2 separate regions of the Homo sapiens genome follow, and region 1 is linked to region 2. Evidence: read pairs that join two places in POLR2A ChIA-PET (ENCODE). Cell type or tissue: Caco-2. All regions are shown on one strand.

The links. ChIA-PET counts read pairs that join two places held together with the same protein. Peaks named below come from ENCODE experiments on the same cell type or tissue, not always from the same donor. Only the 100,000 strongest peaks of a DNase experiment are listed, where the experiment ranks them.
Region 1: POLR2A ChIA-PET joins it to region 2 with 7 read pairs; 7 of 35 experiments call an interaction of 5 or more read pairs at or near these places.

The regions. Positions count from the first base shown.
Region 1 is chr17:47,744,822-47,748,821 of GRCh38, reverse strand. TBX21 (T-box transcription factor 21) reads right to left here. Exons shown (of 6, transcript NM_013351.2): 6 at 2,700-4,000. The coding sequence ends at 3,456. Among named protein-coding and RNA genes, the nearest start is that of TBX21, 14 kb to the right of the region's middle. In Caco-2, no CTCF peak of the experiment used is centred here; a DNase peak (open chromatin) is centred at 3,861; H3K27me3 peaks cover 43 bases.
Region 2 is chr17:47,882,364-47,886,363 of GRCh38, reverse strand. No RefSeq gene overlaps it. Among named protein-coding and RNA genes, the nearest start is that of SP2-DT, 11 kb to the left of the region's middle. RefSeq lists an enhancer at 156-689. In Caco-2, no CTCF peak of the experiment used is centred here; DNase peaks (open chromatin) are centred at 151, 493, 1,073 and 2,013; H3K4me3 peaks cover 629 bases.

The sequences.
Region 1 (4,000 bases), 140 kb after region 2:
GGATGAATCTTAAAAACAGTGTTGAGTCAAAAATCAAAACATATATGTGTGTATGTATACATACACACACACACATATATATTATTTTATAAAGTTAAAAACAAGTAAAACTACATAGCATAGTAGTTAGACTTACATAAAGTGTTAACACTTAATTTTAAGAAGCAAGAAAGGGGCTGGATGCAATGGCTCATGACTGTAATCTCAGCACTTTGGAAGGCCAAGGTGGGAGGATCTCTTGAGCCCAAGAGTTCAAGACCAGCCTGGGCAACATAGCAAGACCCTATCTCTACAAAAATAAAAATAAAAAATATAACAAATAAAAGGCAAGAAAAGCAAAACACAAAATTAAAGATACTGGTTATCTATGAGGGAAAGGCAGGAGATTAGATGGAGGAAATATAGTTGTGATATTATTGGTGTTTAAATCTTGAAGAAATATCTTGAGTTGTGTGGTATTTAGGTTATATATATTATAGATATATGTGGTATGTGTATATATACACAGTATATACAGTAAAAGGTACATCTAATAGTGAAGAAATAATAGTAATGAACCTTTATGAGTCAAATAACACCACATCAAAACATGCAGTCAGACTTCTAGAAAAGATGGTAAAGTATGGCTTGATCACAAGTCACTTAACTTCATATCTAATGAAGGGAGCAAAAATCATTTTTAAATGGTGAGCGAAAAGAGTATTATAATTATCAACCACAGTTCCTCCAAGAAAGGAAATAGACCCAACCCATTAACTTTAGAAAGTGACAGCCACGGGGTAGGAGTAGGGGGACAAATAATCTGAACTCACAGAGCACAATGTGGCAGATCTCCTGTCATTTACAAAATTATGAGATTCCAAATTCAAAGGAAAGGGAGCCAAGTATGCCACCGTATTTTTTCCTTCTAACTAGAAGGTGCCTCTGAGTAGAGAGCAAAAAAGGATGGGATGTGAACTGTGACCAAAAAAAAAAAAAAAAAAAAAACAGGTTTTCCAGACCTTAAACAGAACTGGGAGAACTACCCAAAGCCCATGATGATGTTTCCCCATTAGAATGGGGTGCACCCTGGACTGTGGTGGGGCAACATAGTAACTCTAACTTCTTAATGTTTCCTATAAGCACCTGTCTTAGCCTGAGAGTGTTCTTTTAGAAACTATTTCTTGCCTGGGCACGGTGGCTCACGCCTATAATCCTAGCACTTTGGGAGGCCGAGGCAGACAGATCACGAGGTCAAGAGATCGAGACCATCCTGGCTAATATGGTGAAAACCCCGTCTCTACCAAAAACACAAAAAAAGCCGGGCGTGGTGGCACACGCCTGTAGTCTCAGCTACTCGGGAGGCTGAGGCAGGAGAACTGCTTGAACCCAGGAGGTGGAGGTTGCAGTGAGCTGAGATCGTGCCACTGCACTCCAGCCTGGGCAACAGAGCGAGACTCTGTCTCAAAAAAAAAAAAAACCAAGAAAATATTTCTTGTAGTGAAGAAAAATTTATCTTAAGTTTAGCAACTCCCTTCATTTCACTTGAGAGTTTGAGAGGTTTTGCTTGTCTTGATGTGTGTGTGTGTGTGTGTGTGTGTGTGTGTGACTAAATTCTATAAGCTAAAATTTAACCATTTTCATTAAGAAAAAGCCTTTTCAGTATGGTTCCAATTTATAAAACTATTTCTGTCTAACCCACCTAATGTTAATGATAATTCTTGATGGGTAAGATTTGAGATAATTTATTGTTGTCTTTATACTTTTCTTCCTTGCTTGAATTATTTAAAAGAAGCATGTATAGGCTGAGTGTGGTGACGCACGCCTGTAATCCCAGCACTTTGGGAAGCCAAGGTGGGTAGATCACCTGACGTCAGGAGTTCGAGACCAGCCTGGCCAATATGGCGAAACACCGTCTCTACTAAAAATACAAAAATTAGCCAGGCATGGTGGTGCACATCTGTAATCCCAGCTACTCAGGAGGGTGAGGCAGGAGAATCACTTGAACCTGGGAGGCGAAGGTTTCAGTGAGCTGAGATCGCACCATTGCATTCCAGCCTGGGCAACAAGAGCAAAACTCTGTCTCAAAAAAAAAAAAAAAAAGTATGTATTATTTTACAAACACAATTCAGTGTGTATAAAAAGACAGACAGAAACAGCTAGAAACTGTTGGTAACAGTAGCTTACACAGTGAGTGCTTACTGTTTGTCAGGCAATGTTCTTAAACCCTTTACATGTATTAGCTTGAGTCACATAAAATTGCTAATATTTGGCTTTTCGACCTACAAAAATGGTAATTTCACATGGCTCATTTTATATTTATTTCTTTAATCCTTGAATAACCCTAGAGATAAAGGTGGAGGGCTGCTAGAAATGCAAAGAAAAATCAAGTGCCACCGCCTCACAGCGCCCTGCACCCCCGCTCCCAGTCCAGCCCTTGGCCTTGCCCTCACACCCCTCCTTTCAATGTCAGGGTGCACACAGGGCAAGGGATTCTTCTCTGTCCGTCCCAAGATGCCTTAAGAGGTAGCATCAACCAACCCCCTGAGTGCTGAAGGTAGGACATGTGGCCTTGCTGTAACTCAGCTGGAGTCATTTCAGGGTCTTAGCAGGTTCCCCATAAATGAAAGCTGACAGAACACCTTGGGTACACCAGCTTGGGTACAACCCCAACTGAGTCCCCATCCATGTCCCCCCATGCTGGCACTGAGGCAGGCACATTCAACAGTTTTATGTTTATTTTCAGAAAGTGATGAAGACAAAAGGAATATATCCAGACACCACTCTCAGTACAATAAATAGCCTCCCCCATTCAAAAAAAATAAAAAGAAAGAAAAAGAAAAAACACACACCCACACACAACCACCACAAACAATATCTTGCTTCTTGAGATGTGGGCCATTCCCCCCTTTCCAGCCCCTTTTCTCTGATCCCCACTGTGTTTGAGCAGGGGGAGCCCAGGCCAGCTGTCCAAAGTCAGGTGAGTCCTTTCCCTGACCCTGGCGGGCTGATGGTTATAACATACGTGTATTTGTTCTTTTTGGATCAGGGATTAACACACATGCCAACGAAAAGGTTGAAAGTTACTGTACAAAGGAAGAAAGTGGAGTCTCCTGCTCCCATGTCCCACACCTGACCCCTCCCACCCACTAGATGCAAAAAGCTCCTTCATGCCCAAGACTTTCTTGTCTTCTTTTCTCCAGCTGGAAACCAAAAGCAAGACGCAGCACCAGGTAAACGACTGTAGTTAGGGCAGAGGATGGGGCAAGGGGACACCCCTCTCAGGTTTCATCGTGGGCCAGGAAGCATCTGGTGAACCCCAAAATCCTTCTTGAGCCCCACTTCCCCAACCAACTACTAAACAGAGAAGGGCCAGAGGGAGCGGGGGCCTTCTCAGTCCTTCATCCGTTTCCCAAATTAGTCGGTGTCCTCCAACCTAATAACACTGTTTCTGTTCCTTTCATCATGTCATCTGCTCAGTTGGGAAAATAGTTATAAAACTGTCCTTCAGCTTCCTTATCAAAAGGAGAAGGGGCCCCAGCAGGGGAGGAGCTGTCACCACTGGAAGGATAGGGGGACACGCGCCTCCTCTTAGAGTCTCCTTCGCCCAGTCCTGAATCACTGGATTCCGGCCGGATGGGGGCAATCTCAGTCCACACCAAGGGGGGACCCTGGTCCTCTGGTCCCCGTCCCTCTGAGCCTCCAGGGCCGGGTTCCATGGGCAGAGTCCGCATAGGGCGGAACCAGCTGGCCGGGCCCATCTTGGGAGGGTACTGGGGTGCCACAGGCCAGCCAGCTCCAGGTGCCAGGACCTCCTGGCCTCGGTAGTAGGACATGGTGGGCCCAGGGGCAGAGGGCAAGAATGCAGGCTTCATGCTGACTGCTCGAAACTCAGCCTCATAGCTGTGGTCCCGGGGGGCCCCCAGCCAGTAAGCCTGGGGAACCACATCCTTCGCCTGGCCAGGAAGGTCGGGGTAGAAGCGGCTGGGAACAGGATACTGGTTGGGTAGGAGAGGAGAGT
Region 2 (4,000 bases):
GACTAACACAGTGTAACCCCGTCTCTACTAAAAATACAAAAAATTAGCTGGGCGTCGTGGTACGCACCTGTAGTCCCAGCTACTCCGGAGGCTGAAGCAAGAGAATCGCTTGAACCCAGGAGGCGGAGGTTACAGTCAGCGGAGATTGCGCCATTGCACTCCAGCCTGGTCGACAGAGCGAGACTCAGTCTCAAAAATAAATAAATAAAGTGATGCACTGGAGCAGGTGACCAATGGGGCAGTGAGGCAATGGGGACAATATGAACACAGGCCTGGAGAGAAGTTTCTGAAAGGCTTGGATGCTGGGGTGTGAGGGGGTTCTGCGTGGGTGGGTCCCTGCATTGAATGAGCCGCCGTGCACACCAAGGTAACCATAGACTTGCCTGCCTTTTTCAAGCAGCTGGTTCTTCTCGCAGGGCCCCACCCACCAGCTCCACTCCTGACTCTTCTTCTCCACTCCCACTCTGGCCTCTGACCCATGCAGCCTGGGCCTGAGATGGTCCCTCCCCAAGCTCCTGGTTTCACCTCTGAAACTCCAAGGCTCCACATTGCTGAGATTTTACTATGGCTCCCAGCTGGGTCCCACCTTTGATCTGGCTTCAAAAAATAAAAAGCAGTACCAGGAGAGTAATTTTCCCGACCTGCTCGGGAGGAAGGCAGGCTGGAGGCAGGTCCTGACCAGCCCGGCCCACTCCTGGAGCCTGGAGTCAGAAGCTAGTGGCAGAGGGGGCAGGGGACAGGGGAGCAAAGCCACCTTTCCTCATTAACTTCCTCCCCTTCCTTTCTGGGGCACTGACCTGTCTCTTCCTTCCCTTCCCAGCCTGCCAATCAGCAGGGAAAAGGATGATACAGCTGCTTCCCCCACACCCCTCCTGAGGCTCTCCCCACTCAACCTCTTGCCTCTTGGGCAGCAGTGCCTCAGTCCTCTCTCCACACTGTTCCCCTGGCCTGTCCCTGGGGGGTGGGGACCGAGCACTCAGGGTGGGGCCTGGTAAGGGACAAGTCTGTGCCCCCTGGCTGAGCACCTGAGACATTACTCAGTTGGCTGTCTCAGCGCCAGCTCTGGTCTTGAGGGACTGGACTGAGGGGTGGGAAGGGGAAGGTCCAGCTTTTTATGGGCCTTCCTGCCCACCCCTCTCCGTGGTGCTGCAAGCCCTGGCCCAGGATTTCCGTCTTTCAGCAGCAGCACCTGCCCCTCCCAGTTCAAAGGCTCTGGCTCCTCACCTGTTCTCAGGGTGCTTGCCTGGTCCTTTTAAGTGGTTAGCAATGCACCCCACCCCCACCCTGCTGAGGGTCTGGGCTTCTCCGTGCAGGTGGGGGACCAAGGTGATGGGGCACAGAGTCCAGAAGCGGCAGAAACACCCTTCAACCAGATGAGCTGTCCCCAGTAGGCACAGGGCTACCGCCCTTCCTTTCGGTGGGTAGGGAAGGAGCTGGGGTCTGGCCCTAGAGAAAACTGGCAGCTGGGTTTGGTGGAGCAAGGGCAGAGGGCATGGGGCTGGGGCCGGGCACTTTCCATTTGAGAAATTCCTGTCTCAGCTTTTTAGCTCATTGACTGAGATGAGAGATGGCTGCTAAGCACAAGGGACGTTCTGTTTTTCCGTCTTTATTTTCCTATCCTTGTACCCCGTCAGGTAAGACTCCTACCCACATGCACATTGTGAAAGCATTCCCTAAATATTGGAGCTGGCAGAACCCACTCACTGCCCCCTTCCAGGCCCCTGGGCTTGTCAGGGGTTCTGGCCACTGCTGTGCATTCCTTGTCTGGGCAAAGGAACAGTGAAAGCCCGAGCCCCACTTTCTCCAGGGGGAGGCCCCTTCTGGAAGTTGCCCCACCTCCACTCTCCCCTCGCCTTGCCCTAGGCACCTCTCCCTGACCTGGGGGCAGAGAGGAGAGCTCGGGGAGGGGGAGGAAGTTGGGAGCCACCTCGTCTCCAGGTGGGGCGGGGTCCCAGCAGCGATAACCATCTTCTTGGCAGCTCCAACCTGTTCTATTGGTATTTTTTTTTTTCCTAGAGGAGAAAGGTGAAGGCCTTGGCGGGGAGTTATTCTGGCTCTGAAGTGTCCTTGCAGCTCCCCAGGCCCCTGCAGGCCTTGTGCAAGAGCTGTAAATCTCTCACCACCCACAGGCCTGGGGGGGCCTGCCGCTGGGACTTTCATGTCCGGAGATTTTATGCCTTTGCTCCTCTGTTGGGCTCCATAGCTCCTGCCTGGGGCCTCTCCCTAGCCTGTAAAAATCCAGTCCCATAAATCTCTGCTGCCCCCCAGGAGCCAAGCAGAGTTCTTCCCACTCCAACTCCCACTCATAAGCATCTCTCCCCTCAAGAGACCACAGTGAAGTGGCAAGGTCGAAGCAAAAGGTTTCCAAGAAGGGCAGCAGCTAAATGGGGGTCTTCCTGGGACCTCCTCCGGCATCAGTCTCTGCTTGGGTGGGATTGGACTCTGTAACTGAATGGTCTGTTTCCAGCTTCAATGCTGGAGGGGCTTCTGGGGGTCTCTGGTGGGGAGGCCCTTGGCCTCCACTGCCTATTAGTATCCACCTGAGCCTCCCGAGACAGGTGGCTGTCTGTCTGCCAAGCCCCCAGGTGCATTGGAGGTGGCAGGCAGCCCAGTGACTATGCTGCTTTCCTGGATCAAAATGGGAAACCCAAGGAAAGGGAAAGGCATAACAGTGGCTGAGGCCTGGAGGCTCATGGATGGACTGCACGGTCCAGTGGATTCTGGGGTAAAACACAGTGCTTAACTTCTTAGTCTGATGGGGGAGACTGTGCACTCGTCCAGGACCTGGGCATTGAGAAAGGGGCCAGATTGCCGGCACTGGGTAGGACTCAGGGCAGGGATGATACTGTGCCTGGGAACGTCCCATTAGAGAAGAGGAGCACCAGACTGGCTTGGGAAGGAGGAAGAGGCGAGAGCTGCAAAGGGAGCAGGGTGTCCCCAGCAGAAAGAACAGTTTGTTCACAGGTTCCTAGGAGAGAGGATGTGACCTGGGTGGGGGGACGCCAGCATGTTTGCCAGGAAGGTGAGGAGCCTGGCTCCACCCTTCCTGGAAAGACATGAGAAGGAGAGAGTGGCCTTCATGCTGAAGGTGGGGAGAGGTAAGGTGGGCGGTGGGAGGGAGAGCTCTATGGTGGAAGGGCTTGAGTGGGATGCAGCTGCTCAGGAGAGAACCCAGGCCAAACTCTCACTGACCCTCCTGGCCTACTGGGATCTCACTGCCAGATGAGCAGACATTGGGAAGCCCAGGATCTCTGTTCAAAAGTCATCTCACTCACCCACCCGCATCCCCGCCATGTCCAGATTCTGACTTGCATCCCATCTCCCCATGCCCACTGCCAGGCTGAGCTACTGCTCATGGCTACCATTTATTGAGTACCTACTGCATGCCAGGCACTGCTCCAAGCTCTTTACATGCGTTGACTCATTCAAGCCCATTTTCCCTATGAGATAGGTCCTATAATCAGCCCCACTTTGCAGATGAGAAAACTGAGGCATAGTGAGCTTAAGTAACTTGCTCAAGATCACACCACTGGCTTCACAGTCAGGATTCCAGCCAGGCACCTGGCTCTAGAGCCCATGTCTCCACCTCTGCCCTCTGCTACAGAAGAGGCTTCACCACCAAGGCCCGGGGAAAGGGTGTCCTCTGTGCCTCCTCCCAACTCCTTCAGAGGCCAGTGGGGTTGGCCCTGGACATTTGGAGAGAAGCCTGCCAGTTATCCTCTTTCCACAGGGAGGGGGCAGTTGTAGCCTAACGTTCTGGTGCTTTCTAGGGGTCCTCTGCCTTTTGGGGTATGCTCACCTCAAAGGCAGCATCAGGGACAAGCTCCTGATTCCCACGGGGTGCCCTGCTTCCGCTAGTGCCCAGCAACCATGGGGAAACTGGGCAATAGCAAAAGTGAAACTGACTCAGCCGGTTTCCCACCCCTGCCAAGGGAAATGGGGAGCAGCCTCGGCTGGACAACAACCAATTAGGCACTTTTTATTGCCCACGCTGTCATAA